Linked DNA regions of Homo sapiens: regions 1 and 3 are each linked to region 2. The links are chromatin loops, found by intact Hi-C in ENCODE. Cell type or tissue: PC-3. All regions are shown on one strand. Links, peaks and the distances in the headings refer to the core of each region. The heading gives the core; the rest is flanking DNA.

Region 1 (10,745 bases), core at 5,622-10,621, 300 kb before region 2:
TTAGCTTCATTCACTTACCATAATGTTTTCAAGGTTCGTCTATGTTGTAGCATGTATTAATACTTCATTTTTTATGCCTGAATATTATTTCATTGTGTAGATATACCGCATTTGTCTATTCCCTTCATCAGTTGATGGGCAATTGGGTTGTTTCTATTTTTGGCTATTTTGAGTAATGCTGCTATGTATATTTATATACAAGTTTTGGTGAGAACATGTATTTTCATTTCTCTTAAGTATATATCTAGGAATAAAATTACTGTGTTATATGATAACTATATGTTTAACTTTTTGAGGAACTGCCAAACTGTTTTCCAAGTGGCTATACCTTTTTACATTCCCATCAGCAACATATGAAAGTCCAAATTTTTCTACATCTTTCCCAGCATTTGTTATTGTTGTCCTTTTTATTGTAGTAGGGATAAAGTGATATTTCATTGTGGTTTTGATTTCCATAATATGAGCATGTTTTCCTGTGTTTATTGGCCATTTTTTATTGTCTTTGGAGGTATGTTTATTCAAACTCTTGGCTCATTTTTAAATTCGGTTATTTTATTATTGAGTTGTAGGAGTTACTTATACGTTCTGGATACTAGACTCTTAGATATGTGATTTGCAAATATTTTCTCCCATTCTGTGGGTTTTCTTTATACTCGACAGTGTAATTCTTTATATCTCGACAGTGTTCTTTGATGCACAAAAGTTTTTAATTTTGATAAAGTCCAATTTATGTAATTTCTATAATTGCTTATGCTTATCACTGCTTGTACTTTTATCATTGTCCAATTTGTCTAATTTTTTAAAATCATTGCTTATTTCATCAATTTTATGTCGTATTTAAGAAACCATTGTCAAAACTGAAATCATAAAAATTTGTCTCTATATTGTCTTTTAAGAGTTTTGTAGTTCTGGTTATTACATTTAGATATTTGATCCACTTTGTGTTAATTTTTGTAAATTTTGTGAGTTAAGGGTACAACTTCATTCTTTTGCATCTGGATATCCAGTTGTCCCAGCACTTCTGCTGAAAAGACTATTGTTTCTCCCATTGTATTACGTTGGCACCCCTCTCCAACATTAATCATTGCCATCTTCTTCTTGAACAGACTGTCATGGGTTTTCTCATACCTCTTCCAAGTCTTTTCTTATTTTTTTTTCTTTTTTTAATTGTGACTTTTCTGAAATCTCATTTCTTACACAAAAAATTCTTTTACCAAGCAAGCAAGTTAGAAAATATCACCTTATTCATAGCCCCATATAATAGTTTCCCCTCCATATATGTGTCAGCTGGTCAAACAGTTGAAGAGTTAAAGTCAAACTTCTAGAAAACAATGTCAAAAGTATACATAAAAATGTAAAAGCTATCCATATTTTGTGGAGCATTTATGTAATATTACTTAAATGATATTTATGTATACAGAAAATGGCCATATCAAAGATAACATTATATTGAGGTTTTCTGTCTCTATAAAGATGCTCAACATCAAAGGCAGATAAAGATTGAATACTATTCATTATACAAACACTTACTGAATAACCTGCCATATGTTCTAGGTAATGCACTACCATCACTGGCGCAAGAGAAACCTAACATAGCTCCTCTCCCCAAGGGATTTATCTAGGAATGGAGAAAGATCAGTAAACAAATGATTACATCCAAGCCCTATGGTAAGGGCATAAGTGTTATAAGAGAACAGGGAGGCAAATTCACTAATTTTGCCTCAGTGAATTACTTAGAAGGTGACACTCATTTGAATAGGTTATGAAAATAAAATAATTCTCCTAAGAAGACAAGAGGGACAAGTGAATTTCCAGCCTACTGGATGACATATACAAGGCAGAGAAGCATGAGAGGAGAACATGATGTATTGAAGAAAGGATCAATAGTCTGGTGTAACTGGGTGCTAGACTGTAGATGGAGAATATGCTGGCAATTGAGGACTGAGATGTAGGTTGAGGCCAAATTATAAACTGAGCTAAAGAGTATGGACTTGGTTATTGAGGCCACTGGTAATTGCAGAGGATTTTTAAGTAGTAGGTGATCCTGTGCTTGCCATAGTGTAAATGCTATCGCAATGACCTCCTTCCAACCATGAACTATTAAAAGAAGTACATAGTGATAAAAACTTGGACCCTAGAGACAGACAAAATCAATTCAAATTTGGTCTTCCCAACTAAGTTATTACATAATTTTAAGTAGGTTATGTAATTTCTCTGAAACCTCAATTTCCTTATCTGTAAACCTCACAGATTTGTTGTGAGAATTAAATGGGATGCAATTTTTAAGGTAAAATATGTAGCACAATTCCTAGAACACATTATGTGCTCAGTAAAGGATAGTTGTATAAAAATGTCTTTGAAGGCAGGCCGCCTTGTCTTTCCAGTGCCAAATCCAATGAATTGGCCTTCAGTCATTATTTTGGAATGACATAATGAGGTTAAGGGGTCAGTCCAGTAGCATTTAGAAATACAGATCTGGAGCTTAAGAGCGAGTCTGAGTGTAGTAGCTGTTGTCCATAATCAGGATATCATCTAAATATAAATGGGAAATGAAGCTCTCACAGTTGTAGAAGATTGAGCACATAGCAAATAATAAAAGGAAAATATTGTTCAAGAGGGAATATTGAACAGAAAGCAACTTTTAATGGATCAGTCTTTCATGGGTTTTTTGTGGCACATACCTTTGTAAAAAATATTAAAACTATACTATTCCCAAGAAAAATATACATATATTTTGCATGTTTTATATGTAGTGTTAAGGGTTTATGGACACCATAAACTCATCCTAAGAATCTCTGATTTAAGAAATGAGAAAATAATGAATTTAAAAAATGAGCCTTGGAAGGAGAAGGGAAAAAAAGTCTATACTGCAAAATATATAAACTTAGGTTGTTTCTGTGGTGAATATTTAAGAACCTAGGATCATTGCTGGTGATGTGGAATAGGAAATCAAGGACAATAATTGTTCATAACTTAGATGGAGATTCTTATTTATCCATATAGTTGAGTTCAAACTAAATATCTGGCAACCTTACATCAGGCAAGGAAAATCCTCTTGCAGTGTTGACAATTTTATGGTCAAATATTTCATGGATTTCCTCCAAGTATACCAGTCAAATACTGAGAGCAGACATTAGACAAAGCATATTGTTATTCATATTGTCTTTCAAATGCATGTTTCTCATCACCATTGAAATGACAATTCCAAAGAATACTCAAGAAATGATTTTTTTCTAATTCTCAGAAGTTTGTAAGAAAATCCTATTTAGACATAGCGTTATATATAGTGGTAGAAAAATCTTCCTGAAATGTATATATTTCTTTCTTTCTGATTTAAAAATGTTTTCTATATTTTATAGCCTCAATGTTTTTGCTTCTTTTTAAAAGACATAGAAAGAAAGGATATAGAGCTTTAGAGTTATATTTCTATCTAGTTTCTATTGATGAAGTAAGGTTTTTCTTATTGACTTATTGGATTCTCCTCATCTCTTTGAGCCAGGGGATTGGACGGTGTCATGGAAATGTCAAAGAAAAAGTGACACCTGAGAGAAAATTTGAAAGATGAAAGGTAAATATATGAAAAACATGAATGGGGAAGATAATTCAGGTAAAGGGAATAGCATGTTCAAAGGCATGATGGCATAATTCCACATGGTGTGTCCTTTGAATGACAAGTATTGCTATGGTATAAAAACTGGAAGAGAGGATAAATGGGTGCCAAGTATGCTGCCTTTCACGAACAAATTCCTGTGAGTGTGTAGGTAGCTGCTTGAAAGCCACGGTTGAATGATGAGATTTCTGAAGCTATATCCTTATTCCATGTGAAAGCTTGGCTGTGATTAATTTGTGATATCTGTCTTAAGCTTGTGGTTGAGAAGGAGCAGAAATTATTTTTTAACATCTTTATTATAGAAGATTCATTAGCAGATGAAAATGAAAAAATAGGCTGGAAGCAAACTGTAGCAAAACATTTTAGTGTCTGTGAGGTCCACGGATTTTCATTGAGTAGTTTTCAATGAGTGTTTTGTTATACAAACCATATTTGGTAAAATAACTCATAAAAATTTGGAAATGAATGGGAAAAGGTCAAACCAGTAGAGAGGTTATTATAATACAAAAAATGAAGGTCTGAACTAAAGGAGTACAGATAAAGAAGGAGAGAATAGGATTGATTTGACAAGTATTTTTTGGGAAAAAAAATAGTCTTTGATGCTCAACTGATGTGGAAGGTAAAGTTTTCTAGGATACCTCCCATGTTTCCTTGTCAATGATTGGGCAGATAATGATGCCATTAAGAGAGAGGGAATTCAGGAGTATATGTGTGTATATGGGGGAGTGAATTTGGTTTTGGACATACTGAGTACAAATTGTCTGCTGAACCTGAAAATAAAGATATCCAATAGGTAATTAGAAAATGATTCTAAAGGCTAAGGAGAGAAAGAGAAGCCAGAGATATACTTGGAGTGATCAACATATCACTGGTAATTAATTGTCATTTGCACAGCAGATGCACTAAAGAGGCCAATCAGTCATCCAGACAAGAATTTACCTCATGAGAGTCAACTGTGCGCATCTCTTCCCAACATTGTGATTGGTTATGTCATGTTGATAGCTTGAAATTGGACATAGTATGTACATTTACACCCCAGAAATCTCAGGTACTACAAACTAAACCTTCCCTTCTCTCATTCCCCAGTGCTGTTAATACGGAAACTGGTCTAATATGGAAAACAGGTGAACATGGAGCTGCTTTGTTTGACTCAGGGATGAGAGATACCCAGGTCCTAATTACTTGTCTTTAACTTTCCTTAGGGAGTACTAATTTGGGAGTCATTGTTCTAAACAATTAAAGTGAAGTAACTGTCCTGTTTTTCTCTTTTACCCTTGTGAACGAGGAAGCTCAGGGTTAAAGTCTATGTCTTTACTTATACATTTCTGTGTTGTAGGATCTTTTAATAAAGATTTTCTCCTTTTACTTTTGTATGTCATTAGCCCATCTGTACTTACCGTGCAAACTGCCTCAAATCTATTAAGTTTATTGCATGTACATTAATCACTCAGCCTCTCAATTTGATGAAAATAGACTCTCCGTTACCATTTCCCCAACAATTTAAGGCTGTCCCAGTCCTCTGCTGCAGCTTCCCATTAAGTACATGCTCAGCAAGAACTAGGGAATGATGTAAGGCAAACAGACCTCTCTACATCTTTAATAGTCACAGGTGGATTCTGGCATCAGAAATGAAAATATAATGGATATAATAAATGAAATAGATGATAATAATTAATAATATATCAAATAAATGAGAATATAACATATAATTAAAATACAAAATTATTTGTGGATTCTGAATTTGTGGAATAAAATGAATATCTATGGAATTGTGTGCCTTTTAAAAAAATATATTATGAGAAAAACATTTGCACACGCCAGTTTACACCCAAAACCAACAGATGATACATATAATCCGAAGCTAATGAAACTGATGACAGATACATCTATTTAAGACTACGGATTGTGACTCCCAGACAGCTGGAGAATGCTTTACTGGAACAGTTGCTAAATACAGTAGCTGTATTTAGCATATTATATTTCCCATATTGACATTACAACAATTGGCAAAACTGCATACATTGTGAAGCATGAGCTAAGAAAACTAACCACGGTAATTTCCCAAAGCTAGATTTGTAAAGGGCATGTAAGTGATGTTTGATAAAATAAATACCAACCTGCAAAGTCAATTGTGTGACAACAAACTTTGGAACTTTCTAATTCTCTTTAAATTGATCTATAAATTTGCAATAGGCACTGATCTGTAAAGTGAAAAAAATGAATATAAAAAGTTTATCTCTTCAGCCTTAAGAAATATTCAACTCTACAATTTGTTGCTAAAAACCAAACATTTGCTAGACACCATATTAAGGTTCAAGGTTTATAAAGGAAGCAATACATCAGATAATATATATACCTTCCATGAGAAGAATAAGAAAAAAGCAAGAATGCCAGAATTTAATTTAGCATTATTCTCCATTCTATACCTATTGGGATGCTCTTAGGACATATCTAAAGACCAGTGGTCTCTCTGTTACCTTGAACTCTCCTCTCTAAATGCTCTGCTTATTCAAGCCTTTGTTAAAGCATAGGTGGTAAATTCTGCCTATTTTAGGAAGGAGTAGACTGGTCTAGGTGTGCTTGAGGCGGCATTTATTATTCCCTGGCTTTCTGCTTCTGGGATATGGCAAACACTAAAATATTGTTAACCAATCAAAATTCAAGGACTAAAATTCATGACCCTCAAGTATTCCAAATTAGATTTATCATGATTCTTGATTCATCATACATTTCATCATTGGTTCACGAGACTCACTGGAAGTTCTTCCTCAGGTGAAACCCTACAGTCCCCAGCAACTTAGGGAGTCTGGTCACCCTAAGTCATATCCTTCATTTTTAAAAATTTAACCTTAGAGGCTGGGTGTGGGGGCTCACGCCTGTAATCCCAGCACTTTGGGAGGTCAAAGTGGGGGTGATCACCTGAGGTCGGGAGTTCGAGACCAGCCTGACCAACATGGAGAAACCCTATCTCTACTAAAAATACAACATTAGCCAGGTGTGGTGGCATATGCCTGTAATTTCAGCTGCTTGGGAGGCTGACTCAGAAGACTCACTTGAACCCAGCAAGCGGAGGTTGCGGTGAGCCCAGATCGCGGCATTGCACTCCAGCTTGGGCAACAAGAGCGAAACTCTGTCACACACACACACACACACAAAACAAAATAACAACAACAAAAAGAAACAAAACAAAAAAACAGAAAAAGAAAAAGAAAAAAAATTAAGCTTAGCGTCAATAGCTACCATTTCATTCATAGTATTACTGGGTTCTCAATACATGTCACATTCTCTTCTTTGTCTCTTTTTTTTCCTTATTTTGGAGAACAGGATCTTGCTATATTGTCCAGGCAAGTCTCAAACTCCTGGGCTCCAGCTATCTTCCTACCCCTCCCTCCATAAGAGCTAAGATTACAGGCATGAGCCACCACACCTGGCACATGTCACATTCTCTTCTAACACTTCAGGTAGATACTATTGTTAACCCCACTTTACTAAATAAAGAAACTGAGCACTGAGATTCTAAGTAACTGGCCACAGTTTTCACAGTTAGGGTAGATTCCAGAATCCACATTTTAAAGCACTTTGAGCTGGGGCCTGGAAACAAATTAAATAAAACATCAGTGTATTCATTAATGTGTCTGCTTGTTTTCACTGGCAAAACAAACATGTATGTTGCAGCTGGCATTGTTGGATTGAAATAGAATAGTATATTTCTAATGTTAACAGAGTTTTCGTGTAGCTATCATTTTAAATGATGTGACCATGTTTAAACTGTCCTTATTTGAATAATGTAGCCCATTGCAAAATTGTAATAAATAGTATGTTTTTTTCAGCTACCTTATAGAGCAAAGAAGTAGCTTATTGGAAACACATATTCTAGCCTTTAAGATTAATCCGTATTATTTTAGGATTGGGGCTTTAGAAGAAAGTATAATATTTTCATGACATTAGGACTAGTTCTAATTTTATAGCTTGAATCTCATTTGCCTTTGCCCTGTTAAAGATCATTATCTTTTTTTCTTTAAATGTACTTACACCTATGTTGAGACCATTTGTGATCCTGTACTTCTTCCTGTGATGGTTTATTTAATGCCCATCCGTTTCAGTAGACTGTAAGCTCCTCAGGGAAAGGATCCTATTTGTTGTGCTCAGCATTTTATTATCAGTGCCTGACACAGAGTCTGGTATATAGTGGGCACCCAATAAATATTTGTTGAATAAAATAATGCCTGAGGAACTGAATTAATAGACAAACATAAAGAAGTTTTAAAAGCCTTGAGTCAGAAGTGAAAAAATATAGCTGCCGAGAATTAAAAAAAACGACTTTAAAGTTTTAGAAGTATAAATTAATGCAATAAAATGATTTGGAATGTAAAATTAATGTTATTTTATTATTGCAGTTAACATTTATTGGGTACTTACTATGTGCCAAATACTGCGCTAAATGTGTTTTTAAAAATTTAATCCTAATAAAAATAATCTATGAAGCAGGTGCTATTATTGGCCACAGTTTTACATACGAGGAAATGAACCTTTGAGTGGTTAAGCAACTTTATTATGATCTCTCTGCCAGCAAGTAGTGGAACTGAGATAGCTATGCTAATACCAAGTGCTTCCACAGAACTCTGTACTTCCCTCATTATACTCCTCAAACTTCTTTGTAATTGTTTGTCCGGTATCTGTCCTCCCCACTCTATGAAGGCACAGTGTGGGCCTATTAGATTTCACATTTTATTCTCAGAACCAAACAAAATACCTGGTATCCAATGGTAGTAGCTCAAGAATATTTGTCAAACAATATTTGCCAAATGAAGTCAGAGAATAAATAAGCTTATGAAACAAGACTTTAAAATTATGGAGAAAAATAAAAGATTGCTAACATTCTTCAAGGGTTACAACATAGATGCCTATTCCCTGAGATGATTACCCACAGTTGGCTTTTAAAGAGACTGCAGCTAGAAAGTACACAGAATGATACATATATTTGGCACAGAAGCCAGACTCTCCAAGTAAAGCAGCCAAGGGCTCTACATTGTTGGAAGCTGTGCCTCATGAAGGGAAGTAACTCTTTGGCAAAATCTAGAAATGACAACTAGAGATTTTGAATTAATACTTCATAAGAGTGAGGATGACCTTGGCATGAGGACATTATTAAATAAACTATCATTGTAGTGGGATGTTTCTCTCCACCTTCTTTATTCCCCATGGAACTGCTCCCAACCCAAATAAGAACAAACAAAGGACGTAGTACAGCTGCTATCAACTGTACCGATCCCACCCTTTTGTAACAGAGCACAGCCTAGGGCACATGATGCTTAATTTAGAGAGAATTCAAGTTAGAAGCAGATGAGAACTAACAGTTATATCAGATGGAACTGCTTAATATATTCAGGAACACTTAATATACTTAATCAAGTGAAAATTGGCACTGCGGGTTTTTTGTACAGATCACTTATAAGTAGGTTTATCTGGAGGAAGATTAACCAGGGCATGATGGTGAGTGGATGGATGGATGGGTGGGTGAATGGATGCAGGTAATGACAACAGATAATAGAAAGGAAGGCATTTACCAAGAAAACAAAGAATAAATAATACAATTGAATAATCCTTTCTTCAAATACATTTTAAAGTAGGAGTAAAGATGACTATATGTTTGACATATAAAAAAAGAAATTTCTAGTGTTTTTTAAAATGGTATATTGGAGAGGAGCACAATTTAGTCAGTATGACAATGACTTTGGCTTTAGACATAAGTTAGCATATAGCAAAGATCTAAGAGAACAGGTGGAGTTATAAGATTAGAAGGTTCATGAGTGATCAGGAATAAAGACCAAGATTTGGGGATCATTAACATTGACATGGTCACTGAAGCCATCAGCATAGATAAATTTGCCAAGAGAAGAGAGCAACAAGACCAGTAAGCTTTAGAAATACCCACAGAAAAGAGACAAGAGGATAAGTTATAATTAGAGGAGTGGTCAGTGTTGGTCGGAAAGTTTGTTGTTCAGGATGATGGAAGCCAAATTATGGAAGAGTTTCAAGAAGGGCAAGAGTTAAACTTGTGTAATATGACCAAGGAATCAAGAGGGAGAAGATTAAGGAAAGACATTTGAATTCGTCTAAAAGGAAAGTCCCTGACGTGCAGAATATTGGCATATGGAAAGCAGCCAAAAAGCAGATTAAACAGTGAGAAAGTTAAAGGAGGTGGTAAGCATACACTACTTATTTTAAGGACTTTGGGTATAAAAGAAAGGAAAGAAGTATAATGGTGGGAAATGTTAAGGGCATTAGGTTAACAAAATAAAAGGATACTGATATAATAAAGAAGAATCTAATCTTCTTGAGTTAGAAACTACTCCCTCATAGTAAATTAGTAGCTGTGGGAGGCTCAGAAACTCTGTGAGGGCACTAGAGTATTGTTCCCTGCAGTGTAGTTGCGGTGCCTCACAAACCATAGAGGCTATTAATCATAGCTTTAGGAAAACCACTTCCTGTCACATTGGAGAGACTCGATAGGAAATAAAGAGACCATTATATGAGACAGAAGCAGCAGTGTCTGCTTTTCTAGAAGGAATATATATTTAAAGATAACTGTCAAATCAATTTGCAGAAAGTTAATCTGCTGTTAGATTTTAAGCCACTGGGCCATTCCTGTATCGTCGTTATGCCTCAGTTTCTTCATTTGAAAAATAAGGAGTTTATCTTAGTCTATTCTGTGTTGCTATAATGGACTACCTGAGGCTAATTTATAAAGGAAAGAAGATTATTTTCCTTATAGTTCTACAAACTGTATTAGAAGCATGGCACTGGCATCTGCATCTGGTACAGACCTCAGATTCCGTCCACTCATTGTGGAAGGTGAAGGGGAGCCTGAGTGCAAGAAATCACATGGTGAGAGAGACAACAAGAGAAGAAGGGAGGTACCATGCTCTTTTTTAACAACCAACTCTCTAAGAACTAAGAAGTGAGAACTAAGAACTAAGAACTCTGTACAAACTAAGAAAGTGAGAATGTATTCACCCCTGAGGGAGGGCATTAATCTATTCATGAGGGATTCACCTCCAAGACTCAAACACCTCCCACCAGGCCCCATCTCCCAACACCACCACACTGGAGATCAAATTTCAACAAGAGATTT
Region 2 (10,745 bases), core at 1,646-6,645:
TTATGGTTGCTTAGTAAATTGAGATTGTGCTTTCATTGGAAAGAAATGTTTGTCAGACTTGAAAGATTAAACAATAATATTGGATTGAAACTGTTCTGAAATTATTTTCTGGTGATGTCAAATTAATTTAGAAGATTTTCAAAGTTAAGGTGCTCAAAAATTACCAATCATCAGAAGATGCAAATCAAAACCACAATGAGATTACCATCTCACACCAGTCCAAATGGCTATTATTAAAAAGTCAGAAAATAACACATTGGCAAGGTTGGGGAGAAAAGGAAACACAACACAACTGTTGAGAATGCAAATCAGCTCAGCAACTGTGGAAAGCATTTTGGAGATTTCTCAGCGAACTAAAAACAGAATTGCCATGTAACCCAGCAATCCCATCACTGGGTATATACCCAAAGGAATATAAATCATTCTACCAAAAAGACACCTACACTCATATGTTTATTGCAGCATTATCACAATAGCAAAGATATGGAATCAACCCAGGTGCTCAGCAGTGGTCACTTGGATAAAGAAAATGTGGTGCATATATACCATGGAATACTACAAAGCCATAAAAAGGAATGAAATCATGTCCTTCACAGCAACATTGATGTAGCTGGAGACTATTATCCTAAGTAAACTAATGCAGAAACAGAAACCAAATACTGCATATTCACATTTATAAGTAGGAGCTAAATATTGGGTACTCACGGACACAAAGATGGGAACTACAGACAATGGAGATTTTAAAAGTGGGGAGGTAGTGACAGGAACAAGGGTTGAAAAGCTACCTATTGGGTACTATATTCACTACTTGGGCAACGAGATTATTAGAAGCCCCAACCTCAGCATCACACAATATACCCAGGTAAAAACCTGCACATGTACCCCCTTGAATCTGAAATAAAAACAAAAATTATATTCAAAAAAAAAAAAGAGGGAAGTTAACTGTCAATGAAATACAGTGACATCCTCTCCTTCCCATCGTGTCAATCCCCTTCCCCCAGACCAAGATTTTCACATTTTAATGGACATCAAGAACCTCCTAGGGAGCTTGTGAAAAATACGAATGACTTTTGCTCTATGGTTAAGGATTCTGATTCACTGTACTATAAACTTCAGAATATTCATTTTAATATTTGCCTTTAGAAGACAATGGTGCAGATATTTTATTCCCCTCAATTAGAATACAAGAGCCACTGTGTACCTGGCCTCTTTGTTCAGGTTACTAAGAACCCCAACCTCAGTGCTCCAGGAGGGTTTATCTTATCCAGGTATTTGCATGTCATCATCATCATCAACAATAACCATATTTGCTATAATTTATCAAATATTTCCTATGTATCAGGCACTATATTACCATTTTCCTTACATATTCATGTTCCTTAGACAGTTATGGCTTTGAAAATGCCTCTGCTTTCTTTAATATCAAATTCTGCATGAAAGAAAGCTAGACCATACCTAGTACATAACTGACCTCAACAAATGTTAGTTTTGCTTCCCTTTCTCCATGTTCGTTGTTATTTTAGATTGAATAATTAACTGTAGATTAACTATATCAAGATCCTTATTAATATTGACAAACTCCTTGTTGTTTTCCATAATTGCTCAAAGGTCAAGTTTCATGGAACACAGACATGATTCCCTGATTTCGGAAGAGATTTTAATTTTCTTCAAAACATTTTGAAAACGTGTTTTGATAGCATTAATAATGTTCAAAGAACAACTGGGAACATACCTGCATTCTCTGAAATGCATTTGTTTGTGCCTCATTCTGCTTTTCCCTCTCTCTGGTACGCAGTTACGTGTCTGGTCAGTTGCCTCTGCATTCTTTGTGTGCTAAGGAGTGACAGCAGACAAACTGATGCAATTGCATTCAAGTTGAACTGAATTCCTTTATTTCATGTCAATATAGAACCTGATTATTTCTCAGTAGCACCATTAAACAGACATCAGCAGGTTTTGGGATAGAATTATTTCATACCACTTTATGTAATTTATCTAGCACATGTAGGGTCATGTGTATCTCATAAAGCTGGTACACTTCAATAAGAAAAAGGAGTTAGCTAGTAGAATGAATAGGAGCCCAGAAGAAGTTACCAAATTGAATTGATGGAGACTCATTTAGGTGCAAGTTGCATAAATTTACTGAAACTGGCTTAAAGGGAGAAAGGTATCTTTATCGGCATGTGTAACACAAAAATCAAGGAGTGATACAGCATTAGGCAGGTTAGATTCAAGTTCTACAAAGATGTCCCCAGAAAAGTTGCTTAATCCATCTATCAGCTTTCTTTTCCTCTGTGTTGGTCTCATTCTAACATAAGCTCTTTTTCTTTCTCTTTGAGGAGTTAGAGATGGCCCCTCAACAATCTCAGAAAAAGAGACAGTCCCCCTTGCAGGGGTTTCAGTAAAAGACGTTGGTTGAGTCATTTGTTTGTCCCTGAAGCAACCATTGAACAGGAAAGGAGAACATACTAACCAGACCAGGGTCCTGTGCTCAGCCCTAGGAGGAAGGGATGGAAGCTGCCAGCAAATCACACTGAAGGAAAATGGGGCGAGAAACTGGCAGGAAAAGAAAATTGCTTACTGGTCAGATACACCCTCGTGAATACTCACAGAAGACATTTGTCAAAAATAAAAAGATTCATAATTCTATGACTTAAGAATCTGGAAGTGAATGTAACTCAACATGGTTGGAGAACCAGCAAAAATGCTGTTCTGGTTGAGTAAGTCTGAATCTCAAAAGAGGAGTAAAGAGAGGGGGAAGCTAAAGACTCCAGTAAAGATACACAGAAACCATTACAAAAAACAAAGCACACTAAGATGCCTAACTTTCAAAATAGAAAGAATGTCAATATACTTTTATAGTCAATAAAATGGACTTATTACTCATGCTTGAAACAAAAAGGTGGTTAAAAACCTAGACTTATTTCTCAAGACGAATGTGTTTTTGAAGGACATAAAAAAGAACTCTTGAACTCCTAGTTAGCTTGTTTTCTCTGAGTTTTAGCAGAGATGGCTCATTGCTACCCAATAGCTATTCTCATCTTCTAAGTAATAGAAATCCATTTTCACTGAGGTTGCAATGCCCCTGGACGAAGGTTGCATTTTACAGCCTCTCTTATAGCTGTCCTTACAAATGATCATTAGAAAGCTGTGGCCATTGAGGAAGTTCTGGTAAGAGAGGGTAAGCAGGGTACTTACAGAAAGCTGGCTTGGTGGTGAGATGTCTTGTTCCTTCCACTTCCAGCTGCCTGGAAGATGGAGGCAATGGAAGGAACTCCAGCAGCATGTTGAACCTTAAGGCTGAAAGCCAAGTCTCTGCAAGCTACGGTAGCCTAAGGGACAGGTTCACCCAACACCTAGGAGTTCAGGTGATTAGAGAGGATAAATGACAGCAGTGAGTGCCAACTGAGATAAGAGATATTTGGGGGATGATCACAAAAGGAAGAGTGACCATGTAAAGCAAAGAGAAGATAGAAGCTGGTTACTACTAAGAAATGTTAGAGTGGGAAAATGAGCAAATGCAGACTAATTGAGGTGGGAAGCCTAGTGACTCAGGGGACAGGCTGTGCAAGTCAGTCTTGTCTAAAAAAGAACTATGTACTGTTAATCTTTCTTTTGTTTGGGCTTTGAAAAAATTAATCTAGGTTCATTTAGTTGTACATTGGTTTTTTGTGATCTAACAGATTAATATCAATATCTTCTTTTGTATTTCCTTTGGGAAGTCCAGGAAGGAAACAAAAATCAACAGCACAGATTTCTGTCAGTGCCTGGAACAACTCTGCTTTTTCCATTTGAAAGCACCAAAAAGCATCCCATAATGAAGAAAAAAACTCTAATTCTGCAAGTATGGGGAATCTAAACTACATGAGATTGGCCCTACGGTCAAACAATAGTACTTTCCTAACAGAAAAGAAAGAGAAATTCCAAAGGCAAATTTGCAAGGAAAAAATGCCCTCTGAGCCTTTACAGTTCAGATCAAAGCCATCAACTTATTCAGCCATCATGAGAACACACACTCCAAGTTTCTAAAGGAGCCAGTAAGCTGAATCATTGCATATTAAATAAACATGCTGAGTTGAATCACAAAGTAAATAAAAGCCTCTTCTGACATAAGTTTGTATTTACAGAAATTCTGTGACTAAAAGCAACTAAATTTGGATCATTAAAAACAAAACAAGTTTCTCCAAGTTTACACTAATTATACAATGCATCCAGAAACCCAGGGCCTGACAGACCATGTAGCAAAGTCTTAAAAATAAGTGAATCAAAAAGTATTTTTAGCAAAAGTGAAGCTATCATTTACAACAGAAATAAGCCTATTCTCAGACTAACTCTACCTATAGATGAAAAAAATTATCATAATGATGGCACTGGTGATTATGATAAAAGTCCATAAAAATAATACAGATGCTGTTTTTTTAGAAATTCAGCATCACCTACGTGAAAACATCTCTGGTTACTTTGCAATCAAAGTACTATAGTGGAATTAAATAATCTATACCTCCAAATAAATTAATTGATAACATCTTCCAATATTTAGGGAACAATTTGATTTCACTCTTCAGTCTTCAACTACTTTTTTTTTAGCCTCAAAAAAATAATAACATGAAGAAAACAAAACCAGCTCTTCAGCAGAATCCTATGAAGAGTCCGTTGGAGAGTCTCAGGTCAGGAAGATTATTAGCTTTAGGCGGGTCTGCCTGTGCTGGGCGACTTGCTGCACTTTGAAGACGTACACATGATAACTAAGCTGTGGTCTTCTCATAAAAAAGGTAATTAATGCTGGAAAAGGTTTCTGGGGAAAAACGAGACATGTTTTTTAAACAACTAGGAGTTAACCAGCAAAATAATTGTGAGGAGAAAAAGAGGATGGGAATTCTAACCGGAGAGCAAAACTGCAGGAGTCCAAGAAAGCAGGGAAAAGGTCTTGTGAAACTCACAGGTAATTCAGTGAAATTGACTGTGGCTGATGGAGAAGCAGAGCAGCAAAAGATGAGACCAGAGAGTTAGGCAAGGGCCAGATCAAGTGCTAAGGGCAGATCAAGTGCTAAGGGTGCCATGCAAAGAAATGTGGACCTCATCCTGAAAGCTGCTGAAAACCACCAACGGGTGCTGATGGTTGCTGTTGCCTTTCCTTTAAGGCAGCAACTTGATCAAATTTGTGTTTCATAAGGCCACGCTACCAGCTATTGGTTAAATGGCAAGGAATGAGCAAGGCGGGAAGCAAGAGATTGTTAATCATAATCCAAGTAGAAAATGTTGAGAGCCTGAAACAAGCCAACTAAAGTAGGAGTGGGGAAAGAGGAAGAGGTGTAAGAAGACACAACCAATTAGACTGGATAGGATTTAGGAACTAGGGGAACATAAGACCCTGATTTTTATTGAGAGACAGTATTTATAACTCGGATTCTGGAGTTATGAATGTCTCTTGGAGTGTAGCTGGATATTAACTCATGGAGGAATTACAGTGTGGGAAATGACATGTCAAATGAAGGGGCAGTGGAGATAGCAAGGAAGACAAAGCTGGGGAGAGAAAACCAGTATGTGGCCTACTGCAGTGCAGGTCAAGCTAGGGAGGGTAAAGCGTCAGGAGAAACACATGGAAACTCCCAGATCTGTGGCTTGGATGCCATAAAAGTACCGGACACATGTTGAGACACAAGCCTTACTTTTTTCTTCCACAATCAGGACAAGTGAATTATATGAAGCCATGCACTTATTCCTTAGAAGTATCAACTGTAGAGACATGAATTTGTCAATCTCCAGAGCTGAGAATTGTTCTAGAAGCATAGTAAGTACTAGGTAAATATTTAGATGCAAATTTGCATTAACACTAAGAGAAAAAAATAGTATTAAAGCAAACTTGAAAGTGTTCAGATATAAATGCACATATTTACCAATCTGTACCCTCAAAAGTGTGTACAAAAGTGTGTTACTGCACGCTTTTGTAACCTTTGAGAATTTCAAGACTCAATCCCTCAAGCTGTTGGAATGCTATTTCCAAGCAAACAACAATCCCAGTCATTTTAAAACTGGTTCCAAGTTGTTAATGCAAACTATTAGCACAATACAACCATCTTTTCTAATTACACAATTTAAGCAATAATAATAATAATTCTTTTGTCTGTAACTCCTGCATCAATGTAAGGAGAATCTTATGTCTACAAAATAATCAAATGTAACTTTCAAGTTAACACTGTTGGCAGTATTCCTGAAGAGTTCTCATTTCTTGCACATTTCTTGGCATAATTGAAATCAAACATTTAAGGTAAATAGATGACCAAAAACAAGGTAGAAAATGTTTTTTCTTTTTATATGTGGACATTTCAAAAACTGCTTGAAGACTACCACCTAATGGTTATCATGCTTATGAAATGAGATCTTATCATTCTTATGAAATATCATTGACAGTGTCAGGGACAATTTTTCAAGTTGCAAGCAGCCTGCAGAGGGAGAGGCATCTTCCCTTGATTCTCTCTTTGAGGAGTTTGAGATGGAATGTCTCTGGCTCCTCTCTCTGATGCCCTTTTTGCTCCTCCAGAAGAAAAGAATGACTAATTTGATTATCCTGAACTTGATGTTCATGGACTACGTTTCACTGTTGGAGGCTTGCAGCAGCTCAAAAGCAAGAATTAGTGCAAGCACTTCCTCTTTCTCTTCTTACCCTTAGGTGAGGTGTGACCTCTTCCTCAAATGCTTCTTTCAAGCAGTTAGCAAATGTGGACTATGCTTTACCCAAAGGCTGGGAGGAGGATGCCATTCACCCCACATCCACTCTCAGAGAGTAGATGTGAGACTGGCCTGTAGACTTACTCCATAAAAGCTGGTTGGGCAACTGGATCTCACAGTCTACTCTACCTACATGATCATAATCCACTCCTCCAACAAGCACCCCTCAGCATTTTCATTCTGAGATTTAGATTTTCAGTATAGGAGGAAGAATACCTCACTTTAACCTCTAGTCTAAGCTACATTTTCTTTAACCAAAAAGCTCATCATTGGATGGCTTTTAGTCCTAGCTCTAAGTAACAGTATGGCATCTTATGGTTCGTGGCTTGTATGCATTCTCTATATGAAAACTCCTGCAAGGAAGAAAATGTGACCAATAGCCTACTCAGAAAATATGTTCCCAAAAATTATTATTAATGAGAATTTTTGATGATTAAATAAGAAGGTGATTTGTAAGGTGAAACTAAGCAGGTTTATTCAGTATGTTCAATTTCTACTTTATATTATAACCTGAATAGTAAACTCCAAGGTACTTAAAAACAGAAAACTTGTCTTGTGTTTTTAATTTTGAAAAATTGTGTGTGTATGTGCATGTACATGTATATGTGTGTGTATAAAATTTGTTTTTAGAAAAATGCATAAGTAGTCCATTACACATACTGGTGTAGATTTTAGTGCAGTCTCTTAAAATTTTTTTATAGTTCCTCTTTTGCCTTTCCCCCTAATAAGAATATAATCTTATTTTTTTCCAACTAGTTATCCCATTTTAATAATCTATTGTTCTTTCTTATTTTTCTTTGTGATAATGTTATTATATGCAATTAAATATATATACATTACTGGTTTTACCAAAATGGGATATTATATACACTTTATACTCACACATTGACACATTCTTCTATTCCTGGGCATTAGCTTTTTGATACAGTTTGGCTCTGTCCACACTCAAATCTCATCTTGAATTATAGCTTCCATAATTCTCACATGTCATGGGAGGGACACCGTGGGAGGTAATTGAATCACAGGAGCGGTTCCCCCATACTATTTTTGTGGTAGTGAATAAATCTCATGAGATCTGATGGTTTTAAAAATGGGAGTTCCTCTGCACAAGCTCTCTTGCCTGCTGCCATGAAAGACGTGACTTTGCTCCTCATTCACCTTCCACCATGATTGTGAGGCCTCCCCAGCCATGTGGAACTTTGAGTCCATTAAACCTCTTTACTTTATAAATTACCCAGTCTCAGGTATGTCTTTATTAGCAGTGAGAGAACAGACTAATACACTTTTCTTTCTTTTTTAGCCATTTCAAGCAGGCTCACTACAAATATCTTGTTCCTATATCATATATACTGGTCTTTTATGAATATTTTTTATTTCTGTGGGCTGAATTCACAGGTGTGAAATTGCTAAAATGAAAGGTATGTGTGTGTCTAAATTTAAGAGGTTCCACTAAATATATTGTCCCAAATGCTGTAACAGTTCATATATCTACCAGTCATTCATGAGTACCCATTTCCTACATTGATTGAGTTTACTCATCTATTAAATTTTTCATATTGTTTGCGTCTTTTCTATTGAATTGTATATTTTCTAATTGTAAATTTGTTGTTGTTTATGTTAAGTCTTTCCATTCAAGAATACAGTGTCTTTTCATTTGTTTGGATCTTTTTTTTTTACATCTTTCATAAGTCAATAAGATGTGATAGTTTCTTCATATATATCCCGTGCTTCTCTTGTTAAATCTATTATATGGTATTCATCTATATATTTTTTCTTTTTTTTTTTTTTTTTTATTTGAGATGGAGTTTTGCTCTTGTTGCCCAGGCTGGAGTGCAATGGCACAATCTTGGCTCATCACAACCTCTGCCTCCCGGATTCAAGCAATTCTCCTGCCTCAGCCTTCTGAGTAGCTGGGTTTACAGGCATGGGCCACCACATCTAGCTAATTTTGTATTTTTAGTAGAGATGGGGTTTCTTCATGTTGGTCAGGCTGGTCTTGAACTCCTGACCTCAGGTGATCCGCCCGCTTCGGCCTCCCAAAGTGTTGGGATTACAGGTGTGAGCCACTGCGCCTGGCTCATCTATATTTTAATACAATTTTTTATATTCCAACTCTAGGTGTGTATAGCTAGTAGAGAAAGTCTATTGATTTTTGTAGATTTATATTGTGCTATGCAACTTATTAAATTTTTGTATTAACTTTAAAATTTTTAAACATAACATCTTGAATTTGTATCATCAGCACAAAGAAAATTTAATTTCTTTCTTTCTGATGCTTATATCAATTATTTCTCATTTTTGTCATAAATATCTTAATTAAATTAATTAGAGAAATTTTCTTCTTTTTCTACGTCCTGGGAGATTTTTAAGTAACACAACACAATATATGGTTTAAACATTTTTTAACTTTGCACATAAAATTTAGTGGTAAGACCATCTGGTCTTGATGAAATTTTTAATGATATTCCTGTATCTTCTAAGGAAATTACTTTGAGTATTGTATTATTTTCTTGGATCAATTTTTGATAATTTGTATTTTGATAGAAATCATCTGTTAAATTCAAATTTTTTAATTTGTGGCTACAGAGTTGAATGTACTCCTTAGTACAGTTTCTTTCCTTTATCCCATTTGAAATTACTTAAGGATAAAATAATATGATGCCTGGGATTAGTTGCAAAATAATCTGCAAAAATGTGTATAGGTGAACCACACTCATTTTCATGCTTATAATTGTTGAAACTGAGTGATGAATCAGCGAAGGTTAATCACTCTATTCATTTATTTTTCTAAAATTTTTACATAATAAAAACAAAAATAAATTTGTGGACAAGTTCTAATGTTTGTTTGGAGTATTTAGTTACTGTATAGACTTAGGCACATCATTTATTCTTTTTCTATGCTAGTGTCAAGAGAGAAATCACAACTAAATGCTTTGCTAGCTAGTAACCTTCTATTAAGAAAATCAAGGCTGGGAGCAGTGGCTTGCACTCGTAATCCCATCACTTTGAGAGACTGAGGCAGGAGGATCGCTTGAGCCCAGGAGTTCAAGACCAGCCTGGGCAATATAGGGAGACCTAATCTCTACAAAGAAAAAGAAAAATTAGCTGGGCATGGTGGTGCATTCCTGTAGTCCCAGCTACTCAGGAGGCCAAGGTGGGAGGATCACTTGAGCCCAAGAGGTTGAGGCTGAAATTTAAAATTTCAGACAGAGAAAGACCCTCTCTTGAAAAAAAAAAGAAAAGGAAAAAGAAAAAAAAGTACTAAAATTAAGATCATCAACTCTGAATTTTCCATTCATCCTTGTGTACTTTAAATACAGTGAGTCCTCATGTAAAGTTTTGGAAATGTCAACTTTTAAGTGAAACGATGTACAACAAAACCAATTTTACTATAGGCTAATTGATATAAAAGACAGCAAATCCTAGGTCATAGTTCTGGTCACAAAAACATTATGCCGCTTCTAAATAAAACCCAAAACACTTCTAATATTAAACATGGAAATAAATGAAAGCTACATTTAAGAAAGATGAATAAAAACAGGCAAAATAATTATTTACCCCATTTTTGGTGAGTCAGTGAGTGACTGTGGTCATAGTGCAGGTGGGTTAAATTAAGGAACAAAAATTTGCAAAGCAAAAATTGTCAGGAACACCTACTACCCACCACAAAGTTCAAAAAGAATCACAAATCTTGTGGACTCGCTGAGGGATTTCCTGCCTTGTTGTTTATTGTCATGTATTTGTACGATTATTGTCCACTTTACAAATTGGTATTTTACAATAATTTGTATTCATTCATTCATTTTTCAACCTACTTATTCCAGTTCAGGGTGGAGGGTGGCTGGAGCCTCTCCCAGCTCTCTCCTGCTTAACCTCTTCCCTGCAGTTAAGCAGGGAACCAGGCCTAAACATGATGCCATTGCATTGCAGGGCACACTCCCACTAACAACCACACTCACTCAGACTGGGACCACTTAGACATGCCAATTCACCCAATGTGCCCAGCTTTGGAATAT
Region 3 (10,745 bases), core at 3,100-8,099, 580 kb before region 2:
AAATATGCATATATACACATATATTCACATATATTTGAGAGGGAGAGGGAAAGAGTCTGTTTATATGGCCATAACTAAGGTAGTTGGAGGTAGTAGAAATAGTTGTTTTTAGTGTCAGGAATTAGGAAGAAAAATAAGGGCAACAGTGAAAGTGAGCTTGAAATGTCTTTCCTAATGATTGACTTGTTATAAAAGATTATTTCTCATTGACAGAAAAAAAAAGTTATCATTTTATTTTATTTTTTATTTTTATTTTTTGTCCAGTAGTTATTCTTTCTTTTACTTGCATTCTTTGTGTAACCTTGGCCAGGACACACCCTAAATTCTCTCCAACTCTTTTTCTTTTTTTCTTTTACTTTAAATTCTGGGATACATGTACAGAATGTGCAGGTGTGTTACATAGGTATGCATATGCCATGGTGTTTTGCTGCACCTTTTGATCCATCCTCTAAATTCCCTCCCCTCATCCCCCACCCTCCAACAGACCCTGGTGGTGTGTTGTTCCCCTCTCTGTGTCCATGTGTTCTTATTGTTCAAATCCCACTATGAGTGAGAAGATGCAGTGCTTGGTTTTCCATTCCTGTGTTAGTTTGCTGAGGATGATGGCTTCTACCTTCATCCATGTCCCTGCAAAGGACATTATCTCATCCCTTTTTATGGCTGCATAATATTTCATGGTGTATATGTATCACATTTTCTTTATCCAGTCTATTATTGATGGGCATTTGGGTTGGTTCCATGTCTTTGCTGTGTAAATAATGATGCAATAAACATACATGTGCATATGTCTGTATAGTAGAATGATTTATATTCCTTTGGGTATATACCCAGTAATGGGATTGCTGGGTCAAATGATATTTCTGGTTCTAGATGCTTGAGGAATTGCCATAATGTCTTCCACAATGGTTGAACTAATTTACATTCTCACCAACAGTGTAAAAGTGTTCCTATTTCTCCATGGCCTTGCCAGCATCTATTGTTTCTTGACTTTTTAATAATCACCATTCTGACTGGCATGAGATGGTATCGCATTGTGGTTTCTGATTTGCATTTCTCTAATGATTGGTGGTGTTGAGCTTTTTTTTCATGTTTGTTGGCCACGTAAATGTCGTCTTTTGAGAAGTGTCTTCATATCCTTTGCCCACTTTTTGATGAGGTTGTTTGCTTTTTTCTTGTAAATTTGTTTAAGTTCCTTGTAAATTCTGGATTTTTGTCTGATGAGTAGATTGCAAACATTTTCTCCCATTCTGTAGGTTTCCTGTTCACTCTGATGATAGTTTGTTTCGCTGTGCAGAAGAAGCTCTTTGGTTTAATTAGATCCCATTTGTCAATTTCAGCTTTCTTTACAATTGCTTTTAGTATTTTAGAGATGAAGTCTTTCCCCATGCCTATGTCCTGAATGGTATTGCCTAGGTTTTCTTCTAGGGTTTTTATGGTTTGGGGTTTTACACTTGTCTTTAATCCATCTTGAGTTAATTTTTGCATAAGGTGTAAGGAAAGGGTCCAGTTTCTGTTTTCTGCATATGGCTAGCCTGTTTTCCCAGTACCATTTATTGAGTAGAAGAGCCTTTCCGCATTGCTTTTGTCAGGTTTGTCAAAGATGAGATAGTTGTAGATGTGTGGTGTTATTTCTGGGGTCTGTTCTGTTCCGTTGGTCTATGGGTCTGTTTTGGTACCAGTACCATGCTGCTTTGGTTACTGTAGCCTTGTAGTATAGTTTGAAGTCAGGTAGCGTGATGCCTCCAGCTTTATTCTTTTTGCTTAGGATTGTCTTGGCTCTACAGGGTCTTCTTTGATCCCATATGAAATTTATTTATTCTATATTTCCATAAGTTATTGGGGTACAGGTTGTATTTAGTTACATGAGTAAGTTCTTTAGTGGTGATTTGTGAGAAAATACATGCTTTAAAATCTCTTTCAGACATGGGGATTATGATTTTCTCCTAAGTAGTTTACTTTTCTCATATAATAGGAAGTCCAGAGTAGGTGTTTGCTGGCATTGATTTAGCTCCCTGATGCTTCCATCAAAGATCCAGGATCTTTTTATCTTTTAGTCCAATTGTCCTTGTTTTGTTGTCTTTTATCCTTAGGATTGCTGCCTATGGTCACAAGATAGCTTCTGAAACTTCAGTTAATTACAGGATGCCTCATTAAGCAGGAAGCTGGAGGGAATGGGCTATGCCTCTTGTGCCTATCTCCTTTTGTCAGGAAAGCACAATGACAGAAGCCTACCAGGAGACTTCCCTGTACTTCTCATAGCCAGGACTGGACCACATAACTATACCTGGCTGCAAGGGAGACTGGGAAATAAGGAACAAAATTATGACTTGGTCAGTCTAGTCATACTCTATCACCTGTGCCAGGGCACATTGCTACCCCAAGGAATGAAGTGTGAGGGTAAATATTGGCAACAACTAGCAGCATCAGTCTCATAGGGTCGTAGATATATCCTTCTCTACTATGATCTAAGTAGTGCTCTTCTATATAATAGTATAATCCATGCATTCACTAAAAGAGAATTACTTTGTACTCTAAAATTCTTTACAAATGTCAAAAGATGCTGTGTGAAGTATCTTAGTATTTTTATTTATTGATTCTGTGTCTTTTATGTTTGTGGGGGAAAATTCAACTGATTTGTCAAAGATTTGATTACAGATACAGAATACAGTAGAATTATAAACCACCCCTCAAAATTTGTAAATAGGAATTATCATAAAACTTTCATGAAAGCAAAAGATATTTCCAAATTTAAGGTGTGTAGTGTGTTGCACAGGAAATATTGTTGCTCTCACTTTCTTGATTCTATAGCATTTGATAGTGAGCAGATACCAAAGTTTGATTCATATGTCCATGTTTCATCATTCAATCAAGATGTTGAAGTTCATATTTAAAAACAATCTTAATAAATATCTAGTAAACACTTTGTTTCAGGAATCATGCTAGCATACTTGCATGTATATGTACATATGCAAGTTAAAGTCTTCCTTCTCACAACAACAAATTTCTCAGTAACATAGGGTAGGATGTATAAAAAGTCTAAAGCACTAAGTTTGGGGTTTTATTTTGTTTCCAAGACTTGCAACTTGAGTCTTGATATGAAGTAGGAGCCTCTAAATATGGGGTAGCTGGTCTTTTTTAAATAGAATAAAATCAACAAACATAAAATCAAAACGTGCTGTTTTTCTAACTTAGGGATATAGAGACGCAGCAAATATTAGGTAACAATATTTTCCTACTTTTGAGCCAATTGTTTTGGCATCCTGAAAACATAATTTAAGTTACATAGTCAAAAGAAGTAATGCTGTTACATGTGGAAGATATATTCACATACAATTTACATTTCAGTGTACATTCTAAAGACATATGAATCAAAAATGATTGAAGGAAAATAAAGTATCTAGGTTCACAGATATTTATTTTGAAACCATGATCGTCAGGCCTCCATGATAAAGCATGTGCCTAAAAGGTGTTCTGGCTTTCACTTTGGAGATTTGGAAACAGTCTCAGGGACCAGTAACTTGCCCAAATTCTTGCAGGTTTCATAGCCATGACAGCTCTGGCAACCCTAAGGGTCTAAGGGATAAGATTTCTAAATCCACTTCATACAACTAACAGTGGTGCTCAACCATGACTCACATTAGAATCACCTGGAAAGCTTTTTTAAAAATACTAGTGCCTGGCCTCTACCCTATAGCAATGAATCCAAATTTTTGGTATTGGGGTCCAGGCATTGATTTTTTTTTTCTTTTTAAATAAAAACACTCAAAAAGCCAAAAATTTCCTCAGGTAATTTTATTACGCAGTGTAGGTTGAGAAACACTGATTATGCCATAGACCTGAGAATATGATTAATTGGGTTGTTGAATCAGGGTGATCCATAGCTAATGGGTTCTCAAACATTCAGTTCATGTGGTATTTCATGACCTGAAAGCAAATGCAGACAAGTTTTTTGTGTCTTATTTGAAATGCTGTTGTCAGACAGTATCATCTTTTCCAGCTATTCTTCTCTTTTCATTTTCAGGTGACTCATGCGGAAGAGTGTGCTTGCTTCATGTTGCAACTTAGTCCTTCACATGGTTGTCCCAATGCCCCATTTACCTTTGTGGCCATTGGCACAGCCTGGAAGTTTAGAACAATGCAAGTCATCTTGACATCTAAAACGTGATTTCTGGTAATGCCTTAGGAAGTAGTTTCAGGTTAATTTGTATTTCCAAACCGCCTCGGACTCCTTCCTGAAACAGATTAAAAACTGCGTATTGGCAAAGAGTGAGGGGAACTAGGTGAGGGGGATTGGGCTAACACTGGCTCCTTGTGATTAGTCCTGATTTAAATGCTGGAAATGACAATGGAGTTTGTTTATGGCTTTTCTCACCCTGAAGATATCTTTACAGGAATATTTATTTGAACACTAACTGGGTAAAGATTTACAGGGGCTCAAACAATTCTTTTTCAAGGAGCTGAGGGCCTAATTTTTATCATACACATCAATACATTTTTTTCCTTACAGGAAATGTGTGGGTGTCTGGGCTTTTAAAAATTGTATATCATACTCTTCTTTCTTGCCTCAATGTTGCTTTGATAAAATGATTTACTTGAATCTTAAACTGATTATTTACCAGCTATAGGACTTGGGAAAAATTGCTTAACTCCTATGAGACTGGGCACAATCATCTCTGAAGCAAAGACAGGGTTATCTGTGGCTTATTGTGGTTGCAGAAATTAAAGAGATAATTTTCAAAAAGCACCTAGTACAAAGTCTGGGTTAGGTAGTTCTCCAATAAACATAATTTATCCTCTCTTCCTTCCTCTTCCGTCAAACAGAATATATTCTCCAGAAGAACCTGATATAAGTGGTGTGTACATAAATGAGAATTTGTCATTTTTTAATTTCCTCGAGTATTCTGTAAGAGTAGACTTTAATAATACAGTTTTATAATACAGTAATACAGTTATAATGTTTGCCATGTGCTTTACTATGAGAGTTGTTGATTGGATGGCTTGTCTTCTTTGGTAGAATTCAGTATCAGTGAGTGGAAAGGTTATTTTTGCATGTGGTTGGTCAGGCAACAGAGAAGTCACTCCATACAAGCAGCTTTCTACTCTGCATACAAGGTAGATCCAGTGGAAGTCACGTTGAGTGATGTGTTTGTGCAAACAGCAGTTAATGACCATGTAGGATATCCCATCATCAGAGCTCTATCCCAGCTGACTCAGAGTAGGATTAATCATGAAAGCCTGGATTTAGATGTGTGTCTGAAGATACATGTGTGCTGGGAAAGAAATTAGGCTGGACTTTTATAAAAATTGTTACAAAGAAGCAACAATAATTAGAATAGAAAAAATGGCCTTCAGCCATTTAGTGTCCTGGTAGACATGAACCAACACAGCCCACTTCAGGCTGGCAGATGTGAGAGAATCTGTGGAAGGGAGGCTTGAACCGTCTTGAAAATATTTCCCAAAGCCTCTGCTGCTGGGATACTGGTCAGAAGTGCCCCAAGTCTGTTTATCTGGAGACATGGAACGCTTTATTCAAGGACCTGTGGAGAGAAGGCAGACAAGACTGTAGAGTCTGCACTCTCATCCTCTTGAGGGCACACCTTATTTACAAAAGGAGATTTAGATTACTTGATCCCATAAATCTTGGCATAGAGAAACTCAAAGCAAATATTTATTCTACAAGGATGGGTTAGCAGTGTTAAGGTACTGAAATTTACCTTGTACAACTTTAAAGAAGTTTATTGAGTTGTTAATGGAATAGCATTACCTATGATTAACTAATGTTGAGAAACTGTTGGCAGGTTCCTGGTAAATATTTAACAACACTTATGAATCAGACAACAGAAATGGAATAAAATTCCAAAAAAGCTGTAGTTTTTTCATTTGGCTTGAAGTCAGTATAGAGAAGTTATTTAAAATAAGATTTTCGTCCCACGGAATTGTCCCCTTTGTTATTGTATATCCTTCAGGTTTATGGGACAGCACTAGAGGAAAGTGACAGCCTCAGAGGACCTTCAGGTAAGCTGGCTCCATTTTGGTGACATACATATAGAGGCATAAATACCTGGTTTTTACTGAGAATACCCTGGATAATTATTAAATTGGATTTGGACTAAGGAAGAAAAGGTCTTCTTGCTTTTCATTTTCTCTCTCCACATGAATGTATGTATGTGTGTGTATGTATGTATGTTTTTATAAAAATATTTGAAACTTTGAGCTCCTGAAATCCTAGACTTGGCTTCCTTGAACATGATTGTTTTCTGTTGAAAATTCTTTTCATGCCAATTCTATCTGACTAGTTTCAACTCTTCGATAACCAGGAGTCTGTAATAGATGATGTCATAGGGGTCTAGAATATTGGCATCTGACTTCAAACAAGAGATCAAAACTAATTTCGAGACAAGTTCCAAGTGTGTTCGCTAACTGCTATAAAGAGCACTAAACATTCATGATTCATTTAACTGTGTCTACACCACATAGAATGAGTGGAGACTTGCTACTTTTCTAGTCATTTATTATCCACCTATGCTGACAGATCCCATTAATCAGACTAGTTGGTTAATTGACAGATCTCCATTTTGCTTTTTGTTTATAGATAGTTCTGGTGTATAGATGCCAAACGTGGTATTCTATCATTGTGCACGATTCTTAAGATGACTTTTGGCCAGTCTAAACACTGCCTAGGAGTTGTTTATCATGCTTGATTTACTACTCCTCCTGAAGCATGTATACTATTAATTTCTGCTTGAGAATTTCCAACAAAGCAAACATTTACACAAAGAGGGTGATTCCCTTCTGGCTGTAGGGATGGATCAAGACAGTGGTACCAAAATAGATATGACTGTGTCCAAGTTCCTGAGACTTTAATCACATTTAATCACTGTACAAGTTGTGCTGGGAGGAAGGAAGATGTGGTGTCTCTCTGTGGCTGCACAATATATCTTGTCAACTCTTCAGCGAAGCTACGTACATGGCTGCAATAAAAGGGCTACCGTGTGTGTGTGTGTGTGTGTGTGTGTGTGTGTGTGTGTGTGTTTGTATTTTTCCAACTTCATTTACCAGTTTTTAGTAGAAAGCCGTATTTTGTGTATTTAAAAACACTGAGAATTGGGCAAGGCAAAAAAAAAAAAAAAGATGTTAGGATAAAGGAAAATTTCCCACAGGAATTACCAAGAATTTATCCCACAGAGGAAGTCCTTCTCAATTGCTTCTTGCTCATGGAAATATTTTCACCTGCCTTGCCAAGGCCTTGATACTGATATCTGGAAGGTATTAAGCAATCCAGAAAGTTTATTCATCAACTTTGATTCATCTTAATAAGAGAGCTTAGAAATCAAAGTTATTTCCCTCCTTCCTGCAAAAAGTTCAGGATTTGTAATGCTAAATGGCTTGCTCCCTACTTAGAGCAAATACTTTAGTCAAATTTGATATATTGACTCATAACCCACACATTAGAGCCAAACATGTCCTGTTATGAAAAATTAAGACTCTCTCGACACACAACTTGGCTCTGAATTTGAACCCAATAAACAGTTTTTGTTTAAATGCTCCATTTGAAAAGTAAATTAAAATACATTAGAATAAGTGTTTCTGATTCTCAAAGATATCACTGGATCCAGGGCAAAAAATCCTGCACATGTTGGGCTTCCTCTCTGAAATCAATGCCCTTCCTTAGGGCTTCTGAACCAATGGATATGAATTTGAGGCTGGGGTAATGGCTGTGGTTGTTGCAAAAAAAGAAGAGAAGGGAATTGAGTCTGTCTTACAGAGGCAGATCCTGGTCTAGTATGAAGAGCATCATTGATGCTTTGAATTGAACCTGAACTCTAACACCTCAGAAACTGCCACAGTTCTAACCATTAGAACCAAAAGATAATTGCCCAGATGGATGCACTGTGCATGATCTGCAATCATAGCCTTTTGATAACTATAAATCAGCAATACTAAAAATACTGCTTTTTTTAACCAAAATATTTGAGATCCAAGGAAGAGCAGACTAGCAGCTAACTCCTAATAAAGGCAGGCTTCAAAGAAGTTACCCAATCAGACAATATGTTGCCCAGTTTTCTGCAAGAAAAAAGGTCTCTCAAACTTAAAAGCAGAGTTTTTTTCCACTGAAATCAAGAGAATCCTTTAGGTTATGGGGACATGATATTAATTATTTGGGGAACTTTAGATCTTGGCTATTTTTAGACTTACTTTTTCTGTATCTTTAAAAAAGTTTTCTAAATAGAGATGCTTTCATTTCTTGTAAATGTCAAAGCCACACTGCAGCTGTCTGCCGTGTCCTCAGAGGTGCTTGCTCCCTGCTCACTTTCCCTGCAAGGTCAAGTTGACCTTTGAGTGCTAAAGCCAAGGGAAAGCAGGCCCTGGTTAGAAGCAGCTAGACTGTTACTGGCAAAGTTACCATATGGCAGCAGGCTCTGCTTAGCATGGAGAAGAAATAGGAAATCATGGATTGTAGAAATGAGTTTGAAGCCCATGGAATCTGGGAATCAATTGTATATTCATTGAGTAACTCAATGTTGTTTTCAGCACGAGTACCTACTATGTGCCACACACAATTCCACACTGTTTCTTACTGCCTTTGGCCTCATAGACTGTTATGCCTTGTGTCCTTCCTTTACCGCTACTAGCAGCAGCATGGCCTAATGGAAAGTAAGAGGGGTTCAAATAAGAGCCCCAAATTCATATTTGAGCACTGACCTTCACTTGTATGACCTTTGGCTACTTAAATTACCTGAACCTGAGATTCCCGATTTATAACACAGGAATACAAACATTGCCTATATTCAAAACCATTGATATGCTTAGTTAATTTTAGCTAATGATTTTTTTCTGGAGTTTTTAGACATGAGAAAAATATTTAAGGGACATGGCAGCGGTAAAGAAGAAATAAACAGATGTAAGTTTGGAAAATAGTATTTGTGAGGGGAAACCAGAGGCCAGATATGGCACAGGCAGTTTATGAACCAAGGTGGGTGGGTTGGGTTGCCTGGGAAAGGATTTTAGAGGCATACTGCTAAATGAGTCAGTTATATCCAGAACTGGTGTCCAGTCCTTTCTGCCCTGACCCAACTTTATGTGGTTTGATTGATAATAAAGCAGTCATTTTGATCCTATTTACCAGAACCACCTGTAGCAAAACAGAGCCCATCCTTTGTGCATGAGGTAGAGTAGGCCTGTACTCTTGGTGAGAGGACAAGTGGTTTGAGTAGAATCATTGTTCTGCTCTGAGCTGGGAGATTTCTATCTAAGGCCCGTGGCACCTGAATTAAAGTTGGGAAGTATGCAGCAAGGTACTCTTGAGCATCACCTTTTCTTTTTGCCAAGGCTGCGTGAGTGTTCATAAAACCGAGAAACAGGGTTAGATGGGCAGACTCTTGGAAGGAGATCAATAAATGCCTGTTTTTCTTTTGCTAAATGCTTCCTTTGGCAATTTTTATCTTTTCATGTGCTATAATGCATCTTGATTTATTCTGAAAAAGTGAACATAGTCTACTTAGCTGGCCAGAGGTCCAGCTGCGAATAAACAGTAGCAATGTGTCAAGTCAGAGCAGTTGGCTAAAGCCAAGCAAGCACGAAGGTACCTGAGATGCACAGAGGCGGGTGAGGTGCAGAGTCTAAGGTCAGATAATCAGTAAGTGCTTGCTTTATAGATGGGGCTGAATTGTGATCTCACCAAAGAATCTGTGCTCTGCCGCTTTATGTAGCCTTTTGGGGTGGGAGTTTAGGTGCAGCTTGCCACCAGATAGACATCTACAGGTACAATTTACCCCTGATCAAGAAACACTAAAATTGTTTCATGTTGGCAGGCCAGGAGGGAGTGGAGATGATGGGATAGGAGGTAGACTGAATGAAGAGGAAGAGTGCATAAAGTGTGTAATCCTCATAGAGGAAATTGAAAGTTGATTGTGTCCAGATGGTTCTTCGACGGTTGGTTTATTCCGACAGTGATAGCAGCCAACTGCAAGAGTGACTTCCTCTATTGTGTGAGCCGGATTGAGTACTAGTTCACAAGTGGAAGGGTTGAGCTTAGATGGAAACATATTCATCTGAAGGAATAGTGGGGAAGGTGGGGTACACAGTAAACGTGCAGTTAGGTGGGTAGACCACTGGATGGAGAATGAGGACATTCTCTTACTGCTTCTATTTTTCATGAAATGAGAAATGAGGCTATCAGCTGACAGTGAGAAGGTGGAAGAGTTGTTGGAGGTATGACTGGAGAGTGAGTCGCAGAAGGATCAAGGTTACTGGAGGTGAGGTGATGATCATGAGACGTAAAGGCTGAGATAGGGGAAGGATTTTCTACAGGGATATGAAGAACTGTGAAAACACTGGTGTTGAAGGGACAGAGGGAGCCACAAGCTAAACTCTTCAAGAAATGCCCCATGAGATGGATGTCAGTAGGTGACCACAACAGGGAGGGGTATTGGGTACTATGATGTCAGAGGTTACTTTCAAATTGCTAGAAGTTTCTATTGATATGAGAAGAACAATGATTTGGAAGGAGCAATAAGCACAAGAAAGACAACTATTGAAACTGCTGGCCTTGTGGCACAGAGATTTGAGAGAGAAAATAGCAACCCCATGAGACGACTAAGGCTATAAGAGAAGCAGTGTCCTCAAAGGAACTCAGCTTTCAGATACAGCAAGATGGTCAAGAGAGCATTTACATAAAATGTTTAGGATACCTGTGGATTTTGCTGATGACAGATTGGGAGTACCAGAGAACAAAGAGGAGTAAG

What was found. Hi-C counts contacts between places; a loop is a spot of excess contacts. Peaks named below come from ENCODE experiments on the same cell type or tissue, not always from the same donor. Only the 100,000 strongest peaks of a DNase experiment are listed, where the experiment ranks them.
Region 1: a loop joins it to region 2, with 5 times the contacts of the local background. A loop is called at or near these places in 2 of 110 quality-filtered maps.
Region 3: it touches region 2 in a loop (6-fold over the local background); 3 of 110 quality-filtered maps call a loop at or near these places.

The regions. Positions count from the first base shown.
Region 1 is chr7:17,274,064-17,284,808 of GRCh38, reverse strand. LOC101927609 (a long non-coding RNA gene) reads left to right here. Exons shown (of 12, transcript XR_007060234.1): 5 at 3,496-3,568. Among named protein-coding and RNA genes, the nearest start is that of AHR, 19 kb to the left of the region's middle. In PC-3, for the core only: no CTCF peak of the experiment used is centred there; DNase peaks (open chromatin) are centred at 8,498 and 10,048; H3K4me3 peaks cover 1,565 bases; H3K27ac peaks cover 3,210 bases.
Region 2 is chr7:16,971,838-16,982,582 of GRCh38, reverse strand. No RefSeq gene overlaps it. Among named protein-coding and RNA genes, the nearest start is that of AGR3, 95 kb to the right of the region's middle. In PC-3, for the core only: a CTCF peak has its summit at 6,325 (motif pointing left); a DNase peak (open chromatin) is centred at 4,032; H3K4me3 peaks cover 1,070 bases; H3K27ac peaks cover 2,752 bases.
Region 3 is chr7:17,554,022-17,564,766 of GRCh38, reverse strand. It overlaps LINC02889 (long intergenic non-protein coding RNA 2889), which reads left to right and starts at 5,858. Exons shown (of 4, transcript NR_110013.1): 1 at 5,858-6,015. In PC-3, for the core only: a CTCF peak has its summit at 5,548; DNase peaks (open chromatin) are centred at 4,076, 5,166, 5,736, 6,826 and 2 weaker places; H3K4me3 peaks cover 2,096 bases; H3K27ac peaks cover 4,952 bases.